2 separate regions of the Mus musculus genome follow, and region 1 is linked to region 2. Evidence: chromatin loops called from intact Hi-C (ENCODE). Cell type or tissue: left cerebral cortex. All regions are shown on one strand.

Region 1 (5,000 bases), 210 kb before region 2:
TTTTTCCCTGATGGCGCAGAGTGCCCGGTGCATACATATTTTCTATTGACTGAATGGTTCAAGGATTGAATGGAGAGAAGTCGGAGACAGGAGCTTGCCCTCTACTATGAGGCAATAATGGCATTAAAAAGATGTTAGTATGTATTTGGGAGGAGTATGATTTATTTGCAGAAACGCAGAGTTCTGCAGAGGCCCGAATCCAGGCAGGGAGCTCTAGTTGGAAACGCCCTGACAACGGGAAGGGGTGGAAGCCTGAAACCTTCTTGGCCAAAAGCACCGTGGTGCAAGATCGAGGTCAAAAAGAGCTTCCCTTGAAGCATCAAGGGGCCCCCTCTCTGTCCCCAGGTCGTCCCCAGGCTAAACCCTCGTGAGCTATAAATACAACGGTCCACATGCAGCAGAGACACGGTGTTCCCTCGGCTCGCTGGGACAGATAGCATGAATTTGCCCTTTAAACGTCCCAAGCTGCAGGCACAGCCCCCAACCCACCCCTAGCTCCCGGAAGCGTCTTCGCCCCCAATGCCCTCTGCAAAGGAGGGGGATGGAGAGGGGCTGTCCAGGGACCAGCCCAGCCAATGCGCGCTGCGCGCTCGCCGGGGTCCCTCCTCCTCTCGCGAGACGCCGAGCCGGGGATATAAGGAGGGCTGCGGTCAGGCGGGCGGTCCCTTCGCGTCGTGCAGGGACGGATTCGGGGTGGCGGTGCCTGGCCGGGCGTAGGCAAGAGCAAACGAGCGGCTCCTTGCAGGCTGTGTGCGCCCGGCTTTCAGCATGGGGGATCAGGCTTTGAGCTTTCTTAAGGACTTCCTGGCAGGTGGCATCGCCGCCGCCGTCTCCAAGACGGCGGTCGCCCCGATCGAGAGGGTCAAACTGCTGCTGCAGGTCAGGACGGCTGGGGGCGCGAGCGGGGCGCGGCAGGGCGCTGGGGGGATGCGGGGCGGGGCGCGCGCGTCAGGGCGCAGGGATGCGGGCGGGGCGCGGGGATGCTGCGGCGCGGGCGCGCGCGACGCTGCGGAAAAATCTGTGCTAGGCCGCAAGCCCGGGGCCTAGGCGAAGGGGAAGGTGCCCTCTACGCAGATACAGGTCCAGCGTCAGTGGCAGATTCCTGGTGTCGGGTGGCGCCCGCGTTGGGGTGTCTATATATGGAAACCCACCCCGAAGCTGGTCTACCTCGAGCCAGATCCTGTGCCCGGTACAGCAAGCGACATTCCATCTAAGGCCTCTTAGGCGGGCCTCACCCTTTGGCCACATCCTCTGCACCTTCTTATCTGCATCCACCCTTGACAATTGAAGCATCAGATTAATCATTGACTGGGGTTCGCTCTATGTCGCGTGCGCTGCGCTATAACTTGACATTGATTTCATTCATCTTTCCTATAACCTCTGCAAGATAGGAATCGTCCTTGGCCCGTATTCACAGATGGAGACACTGAGGCAGAAATCCAGAAGTAATATTCAGGATAAATTCAGACCGCCTTGGCCATCTTGTCCCCATATAATTTTCTCCCCGGTCATTGAAGGGGCCTGCCATCATCATCTGATCCATCTCAAAGGCAAACGCTGTTCAATGGGGAAGAGCCGTTTGGGCATTTAAACATAACACAAAATGCTCCAACAGATTGGCCACGGCAGTAGTAACTCACTAATCACTTGAATTATCTGCTTGAAAATTTTCAGACACCTACTGTTAAGACAACCTTGTCTCGGGGGACATTCGAGTAAAGCAGGGACATTGTCATCTGCTCACCATGTTAAGAGCCCTTGAGGGAGGGATCTTTATTGCCATTCCCCATAAGCCTGCAGGGAATTTCGCTCAAATGTCCTTATAATGTCGAGAAATTGGACTGCTTTTTAGCTTAGTCAAGTAACTAACATTTATTGGTATGTTCTTGGTAACTGATTTCCTGATACATTAAAAAACAATTGGAATTCTCCCTTGTCACTTGAAAGTGAAAGATGGGCGAGGAACCCTGGGCATAGCAGTGCACATTTATAATCCCAGCATTTGGGAGGCAACACAGGATGATTTTTTAGTTCCAGGCTAGCCTGGGCTATATAGGATGACCCTATCCTTTCAAAACAAAAATAAGAAAAACTGAGGAAATACAAATCCTTTTTCCCCCTCTGTCTTCCCTTCTCTCTGCCTGTCCTCTGCCACCCCTTCCTCCCTCCCACCCCAAACTAGGTCCAGCATGCCAGCAAACAGATCAGTGCAGAGAAGCAGTACAAAGGCATCATTGATTGTGTCGTGAGAATCCCCAAGGAGCAGGGCTTTCTCTCTTTCTGGAGGGGTAACCTGGCCAACGTGATCCGGTACTTCCCCACTCAAGCCCTGAACTTCGCCTTCAAAGACAAGTACAAGCAGATCTTCCTGGGAGGCGTGGATCGCCATAAGCAGTTCTGGCGCTACTTTGCTGGTAACCTGGCCTCTGGTGGGGCAGCTGGGGCCACCTCCCTCTGCTTCGTCTACCCGCTGGACTTTGCTAGGACCAGGCTGGCTGCCGACGTGGGCAAGGGATCTTCCCAGCGAGAATTCAATGGGCTGGGCGACTGTCTCACCAAGATCTTCAAGTCGGACGGCCTGAAGGGTCTCTACCAGGGTTTCAGTGTCTCTGTCCAGGGCATCATCATCTACAGAGCTGCCTACTTCGGAGTCTATGACACTGCCAAGGGTGAGAGGGGGGCTTTGGGGTGGAAGGTGTGGGGAGGGGGTTATGGAGAGAGGATTCTGTGTGATCTACCCTTCCATGATGACCTTTGTGTGTTAGTTGCCTTTCCTACCTCTGAGCTAACCTGAGTTCTGAGGAGGTAATGTGATGTGGTTTGGATAAGTTAGTAGGTAAAGGAGCCTCTGTCTCCCGTACTGGTAAATACTGTGGCTTTGAGCTACTCAGGAGGCAAAGCCTCCCTCTAACCCAACACAGCTGCTAGTCTCTCAGCTGAACTAGAAGCAAGCTCTGTGTCAATAGAGCTGTAGCTTCTTTGGATTAAGGGAAAGCGGCAGCCAACTTTGCCTGGTTGCATGTAAGGGGGCCTCGGGGGAGGAGCTGGTTCTTGTGGAAGGGCAGGGTATGGCGTTGGGTCCGTAGCCTTGTCTTCCGTTGACCTGCTTTTGAAGCACCTGATAGCCATTTGCTTCTTGGCTCTGCTCACAGGGATGCTGCCAGACCCCAAGAATGTGCACATTATCGTGAGCTGGATGATTGCCCAGAGTGTGACAGCGGTGGCGGGGCTGGTGTCCTATCCGTTTGACACTGTTCGTCGTAGGATGATGATGCAGTCTGGCCGGAAAGGGGGTAAGCATGAACTCCCCCAAGTGTGAATCTTAGGTGTTACCCCTGGAGAACATACACTCACAAGTGCTACGAGGCCTTGTTTTTCTAAGTTGAAGGGCAAAATGTCTTCATCAGGCCTTCAGAAACCAAGATTCTAATTTCTCCTTTAGCTTTTCCTTAAGGGAATTTTGTTCTTTTTATTAAAGAAATAAGAACGTAACAAAATGAGGTTTTTAGAGTTGGCCCTAGGTATTTAGCATTAACAGCCTGGGTGCATAAGCAAGGGCAAAGAAGTAATTAGCTGTACACTTAAAACCCCTGCTTCCGATTATAGTTATTGGGAGTATAAATGAGATGGGATGTTTTAGCTAAATGAGAAATGGCTTGACCATCCTGCTTTGGGAGTTTTAGCTTCATAGGTAAAAGCATGAAGCGGCCATTCTTAAAGTAAAAAAAAACAAAAAACAAAACCCACATATACACTCACACACATACCAAATGTGAGGGGATTTTGTACACCCCAACAGTCATACCTTTTATCCTCCACAATCTTGGGCAGTGTAATCTGAGGCCAGGGCTCGTTCGCTCATCCATAAGAAGTTATCCAGAGAGTGTGACAGACACTCCTTCCTCAGCCCGCCTTCCAGTTTTAGCCCCATAGTCTGTAAACTGTCTGATTGCTCCAGTTTTTACATAACTGATCTTTTTCATAACCGAGTTCTCGAGTTAAGGTTGCTAGAAGACAGGGTAACTGTTACTCGGGAGGAAAGGAGCCCTTACCCACGTTTGTCTCCACAGCTGATATTATGTACACGGGGACACTTGACTGCTGGAGGAAGATTGCAAAAGATGAAGGAGCCAACGCTTTCTTCAAAGGTGCTTGGTCCAATGTACTGAGAGGCATGGGTGGTGCTTTTGTATTGGTATTGTATGATGAGATCAAAAAATATGTGTAATACCCAAGCTCACAAGTTCACAGATCCATTGTGTGGTTTAACAGACTATTCTTGAGGAAATAAAACAAAAAAAAGAGACAGATCTTGGATAAAACCAGACCGTAAGGAATACCTCAGAAAAAAATGCTTCATTGAGTATTCATTAAACCACAGAAGTATTTTGTATTTATTTTACATTTAGATTCCCACAGAAAACAGGCTAGCTTATCATACTTGTTCACCTGATTAACTGAAGAACTGATGCTGAAAAGTAACTCAGTGTGACTCATTAATAAAGACTACTCAATACACTTTATCTCCCTGCCCTTATTAACTACTAACAGACTGAAAAGCACCAGTGCATGTTTTCTTTCAGGAAACGTTTGTCAGCGACTCCGGTGTGCATGCCTGTCCTGACCACATTATAGTTTCTCAAACGTAAGCGGGTCATGTACTGTCTGACCACGCTTGCTGAAGGCTCACATGTGGTAACATGCACAGAGCTCCCATAGTTCCCTGACTTACACACAGTCTTTTGGGACCCTGAGCTTTGCTGAGCTTTCGCTGAGGAGTAAGAATGTTGCATGCTTAGGAAGTGCCAGGTTTTGTGTTGTTGTTGTTTCAATTCCTGCACAGGATCCTAATTCCTAGAAATTTCCAAGTGGACAATATAAACTGAAGAACAGTTGACTGAGTTTGGGCTGGAATAACAAAAGTGTCTCTCACACAAACTGGCTGGTTCATAAACCAGCAAGCACATTCCTCATTGTTCTGAAACCTCAGAGCCTGTGGG
Region 2 (5,000 bases):
ATGCTGTCAGCAGATCACATCACTAACATTAAATCACTTGGCTGCTTTCTTCACGGTAATCTTTTGTTCTTTCCTTTCCGTATTCTTATTATTCCTAATAACCGGAGTGAGGGCCATCCCCTTGGCAAACTCCTTGTATTTACTAGCTATTGCCGGAACCAGGACGGGTTTCGGACCCTCAGGGGACGTGTGACAATGGGTGGCTTATTTCACAGGAATTGCCACCTTGCTCACAAAGGCAACACTGACTGATAGGTAATTCACTGGGTTTGGGAGAGCATCTCCTATGGTAAACCCTCCGTCACAGTCTCATCGACATGCCCTCTAACGCCCCACCGCTGCATCCCCTTCCAAAGCATCCTGCGGCGCGCGCGGCGGCGGAGGACGTGGGGCAGGAGGAAGCACCTTCGGACCAAGCTGGAGGTGGAGGACGCGGGGCCTGCGGGGGTGGATGGGTGTGGGCTACTTCTGCTTCCCTCTTTTCCGGGCTACGTGCGTGCTCTCAGTCACAAAGCCATGCACCGGCGATTGCGGCTTCTCCAGAGGGCTAAAAGGGCTTGACTCCACCCAGCAGTACGTGCCTAGCTCGGCTCGCATCATGGCCGCCGCCAAAGCGCAAAGGCCAGGCCTTCCACCCTCTTCGCCCACCACCTTCACTGCGCACGCGTGCTGCGGCCGCCTGGGCTTCGCTCCCAACAGGGCGGACCCAGGGGGAGGTCGGCCTGGCCAATCAGCTGGCAGGCCGCGCAGCAGGCTCCGCCCCCTCCTCTTTTGCTTGGGGTTCCAGGCTGCACATGTCAGTGTTTGGGTACGTGAGGCCGCAGCGGGGCTGGGGACATCGCGCTGGGCAGAACCAGGCCGTGGGAACGCTCCCAGGCTGGGGAGCGGCGGGGAGGAGCCGCGGCCCTGCAGGTTCCCGAGAGCTTTAAATTCTCCCGAACTGGGGCAGTCCCTTGCATTCTTACCGGCCAGTGTTGCCTCTCTGAACTCCCGGGGACACTTGTCATCTGCTTTAGGTGGGCGATGCTGTTGCTTAGTTGCAACTTGGAGGTGAGACTCTCGCCCCTTTAAGTCCTGCAGGCTAGATCTCCCAGAGGTCTGTGTGTCTTAGGAGCTCTAACAAACGTGACAGTGACAAACTGCTGGGTTACCAAGTCAAACCTTGTCAGATCTTGTTTTCTTTTTTTTTCCGTGGAGGGGTGGATTTTCAGCTCAGAGGGCTCGAGCGGGACAGGACAGTGACAAGCTGTTCTTTTCCTGCAGGAGGATGACCTTAAGAGTTTGCTGGAGACAGGAGCATCAGTGAACGCACCTCCGGATCCCCAGGAGCAGTCGCCTGCTCACCTAGCTGCAGGTGGCGGCCTTGCGTGCTTTCTTCTCTGGCAGCTGCAAACAGGTGCTGACCTCAACCAACAGGTAACTAGGTAACCGATTGTTGCTATGTACAACCCTCTCCTCCACCCAGTGTCTGCACGGACATTTCCTAGATGTCCGTTTCAGTTGGTATAAACAGGCATATAGGAATTTCCAGGAGAAAAATACATACTGCAAGATGGTAACTTGGAACTTTTTAGTATCCACATTAATAAAACAAAAACAAGCCATGGGATTTCTTTTAATAATCTAATCCCAAATACTCTTTCAGTATGTAATTATATCAGCAATGATTTATGTGTATTTTATTTTGCTCTTGTACCACGGTTCCCAATTCAGTGTGTATTTTACTTTTATGGCATAGCTCAGTGAAGTCGAACCACATTTCAAATATATATATATAGCATGTATTTACTGTACTTTTAAAAGTACTTGCTATTGTCCAAGTTCCAGTCAACCAGGAAATAGTATGTGGGAAACATGCCCACCATCAATTCTTCCAGTAGTCTTCATCTTCATTAGAGTGTGACGAAGTTTTTAATTGTAAACCTTTGGCTTCTATAGAACTCTATAGTGTGCTGGCATTCCCTTAATTTTTTAATGTGTGCAAATATGATGGCATGTTTTTATTAATGGAAACTTTGTATTAGCACAGCAAGAGAACTTCATGAAAAATACAATTAGTGGAATAATCCAGTTGTTACAAGGTAGTTTTCACTGGCTCCCTCAAATAGCTGGTATTACTTTGCCCACTGGCTTCTACAGAATGTTAGGGAGACCCTAATGTGCAGTCTTGTCTTACAGGATGTCTTGGGAGAAACTCCACTCCACAAGGCAGCAAAGGTTGGAAGCCTGGACTGCCTGAGCCTCCTTGTGGCCAGTGATGTCCAGATTGGGTGAGTCTGAAATCAGTGGTCTGAGGCTTTGTGGTTTCTTGGATTAAATTAACCATACTCCTAATTATATATGATCTTAAAAATAATACTCGCCTAACTGGTAATATAATGTTATCCTTCCAGGAATTGAATATTATCAAATAGAGTAAGTGGAAACAGATGTTCGGCATCCAGAGGTGCAAGTCTTCATGGCATTCTACTACAGTTTTGGCTCAGGAAGACTTTTCCTATAGAAGTTCTCACTGGCTATCTACTGAACCATATAGTTAAATACAGTGAATTTGAACACCAAATATTCTTGTAGTTAGATTCTTTCAATAGTGAAATATGATAATGGAATAAAAATACGATAGACTGTCCATGATATGCGGTGTGCTAGTCACTGAGCATACAGTGAACAGAATTTAATTTCCTTGATCTTTCTTTGGCCCAATTCCGGTGTGATGTGTATGTATGTTCTCGAGAGTGTGAGACCTCTTTTATCCTGTTCCCTGTGTTGATATGTATTCCAATTTCCTCTACTAGAAAAATAATAAACAATAATTTTCACTTAACTCAATTTTTGTCTAATTTCAGCGTATGCAATAAGAATGGGCAGACAGCTGAAGATCTTGCTTGGTCATATGGCTTTCCAGAATGTGCCAGGTTTCTAACAATGATTAAATGTATGCAGACGGCAAGATCATCAGGTGAGCAACAGGAGCGTGACCCCCGTGCTCCTGTGCTGAGACAGAAGCGGAGTTTCAGGACTGTGGAGAGTGGAGTGATGAAGAGAAAGTGTTGGTGAGTGCCTCATGGTGTGGCCTGCTTTCTCCTTAGGATTGGCTCTCCTGGCAGACTTGATTGTTGCACTTAATGTTGGCACTCTGATCTAAGGTCCAGTATATTTTTGTTTTTTAAAATTTTATCATTGGTTATAGTTACTGCTGACCAGCTTCTAGAGACCAAAAGTTTGTCCTGTATGGTGGGAATTTGGGGACGAGACCTTCTTTTAAAAGTTTTTTAAGGTTGTGTGTTTGTGTGTACACACATTCATGTGCCTGTGTGTGTGGAGGCCAGGAGAGGACCTGGGACCCCTTGGAGCTGGGAGGCCAGGCCAGGCATTTGTAGTCTGTCTGTCTGTCTTGTTGCTTGGGAGCTGGGATACAAGCTCCGGTCCTCATGATTATGGAGCAAGCGCTCCTACCACTGGGCCATTTCTCAGGTCCCCTTAGAAATATTTTTAGTCTCAACATGTTTGTTTGTTTGTTTTTTTTTTCTCTCCAAAACAGATGTCTTGTTGGGCAAGAGGAAAGAAGAGGCTTGAAGAAGAGCTTCACTTCAGACAGATCTACAAGCCATTGCTTTGGCTCATCACATGATGAAACTCCTGAGGAGGAAAACTTTCTTCTAAGTGAAGAGAACATTCATGAATACATGTATTTACATGACTACAATATTTTGGATGTGCATGTTTTTTACTTAACTTATTAAAAGAATATTCAAGGAATTAAAATTTCTGTGCATTCTTTACTACTTTTTAAATCACAGCTAAGATTTAAAATTATGTATGCTTTTATTAACATTAGAACAGCTCTTTTATATTCATAGTCTTGCCTCCAAGATAATTTAAAGAGCATTAGGTCGTTGAGGAAGGCATAAGTTATAGTATGCATCCTTGTTCCAAAAGTCTGGACTCTTCCATCCACACCAGCCCTAGATTTGGGAGAAAGGAGAACAAATCCTTTACAACACAAGACTCCACAATAGAAACTGTATAATATCAAGCTCTGTCAGCAGGACTTTGGCATAAGACTCAGATACTGATGTAATTAAAGGATTTTCTAAGTGAAGAAAAATCACTTGTATCCTGTGCTAGACAATCAGTAAATTGCTCCGGAATGGGAAAATGTTGCTATTATCTAAAGAAATTACATTTATTTTGTGATTGTGAAGGCCTGAGGACCACTTGCAAGAGTTGGTTCTTGTCTACCATGTAGGCTCTAGGGGTCAAAGTCAGGTCATCAGGTTTGGCAGAAAGTGTTTTTATCTGCTGAGCCATCTCACCAGCCTGTCATATGAGAATTAGCTGGCTATAAATCAATTTATATTTGTACCTCATGTAGTTGATACAATGTTAACAAATACTTCCAAATTTGCCTCAACTTCCAACCTTTAGAATTATGTTACATGTATGTAAGTGAGAAGCAGCCACATCTTCATAATGACTGGTGTTTTGATTATTGATTAACCGATCCTAGAATTATTAAGGGCATATGTGCATTTGTACATGAGATGCAGATCCTGGAACTGGATTTACAGGTGGCCGTGAGCCCCATGACGTGTACACTGAGAACTGAGCTGGAAACTGAACTCTGTTCCTCTGCAGGAAGGGCAAGAGCTGCTGGCTGCCCACTCATCTCCCCAAGTCTGATCTTAAAAGGAAGAAAGTATATTCTGCTCTCTTGTTTTTAAGACATCGATGAGACAACACAACTGCATGTGCTATAAATTCTGTAAAGGAAATGTGTCATGTTCTATTATGAAGCTTAGTCAATTGCAAAGCTTTTATAAACATTTAGTCCCGTGGTTTCTGCTGTATTTCCTAGCTTTCCTCCATAGGGCCAGGATTACTCAACAGACTTAGAACAACTGCTGTCAGGTCACTGCCCTGGCCTGGCTTCTTTGCTAACAGCTGTCTCTGGCTCTGCTCTGCCTTGTGCCTTGAGTTTAGGTGACAGGGAGAGTGAG

The links. Peaks named below come from ENCODE experiments on the same cell type or tissue, not always from the same donor. Only the 100,000 strongest peaks of a DNase experiment are listed, where the experiment ranks them.
Region 1: a loop joins it to region 2, with 6 times the contacts of the local background. A loop is called at or near these places in 1 of 42 quality-filtered maps.

The regions. Positions count from the first base shown.
Region 1 is chr8:46,206,691-46,211,690 of GRCm38, reverse strand. It overlaps Slc25a4 (solute carrier family 25 (mitochondrial carrier, adenine nucleotide translocator), member 4), which reads left to right and starts at 629. Exons shown (of 4, transcript NM_007450.5): 1 at 629-879; 2 at 2,183-2,669; 3 at 3,153-3,293; 4 at 4,071-4,523. The coding sequence starts at 769. The coding sequence ends at 4,228. In left cerebral cortex, no CTCF peak of the experiment used is centred here; DNase peaks (open chromatin) are centred at 1,715, 2,383, 3,134, 4,016 and 2 more places; H3K4me3 peaks cover 3,676 bases; H3K27ac peaks cover 3,199 bases.
Region 2 is chr8:45,995,667-46,000,666 of GRCm38, reverse strand. Ufsp2 (UFM1-specific peptidase 2) reads right to left here. Exons shown (of 12, transcript NM_138668.2): 12 at 3,709-3,965. The coding sequence ends at 3,879. It overlaps Ankrd37 (ankyrin repeat domain 37), which reads left to right and starts at 817. Exons shown (of 5, transcript NM_001039562.1): 1 at 817-1,050; 2 at 1,264-1,416; 3 at 2,179-2,270; 4 at 2,847-3,053; 5 at 3,542-3,759. The coding sequence starts at 1,024. The coding sequence ends at 3,542. In left cerebral cortex, CTCF peaks have their summits at 1,357 (motif pointing right) and 2,263 (motif pointing left); DNase peaks (open chromatin) are centred at 686 and 1,289; H3K4me3 peaks cover 2,048 bases; H3K27ac peaks cover 1,617 bases.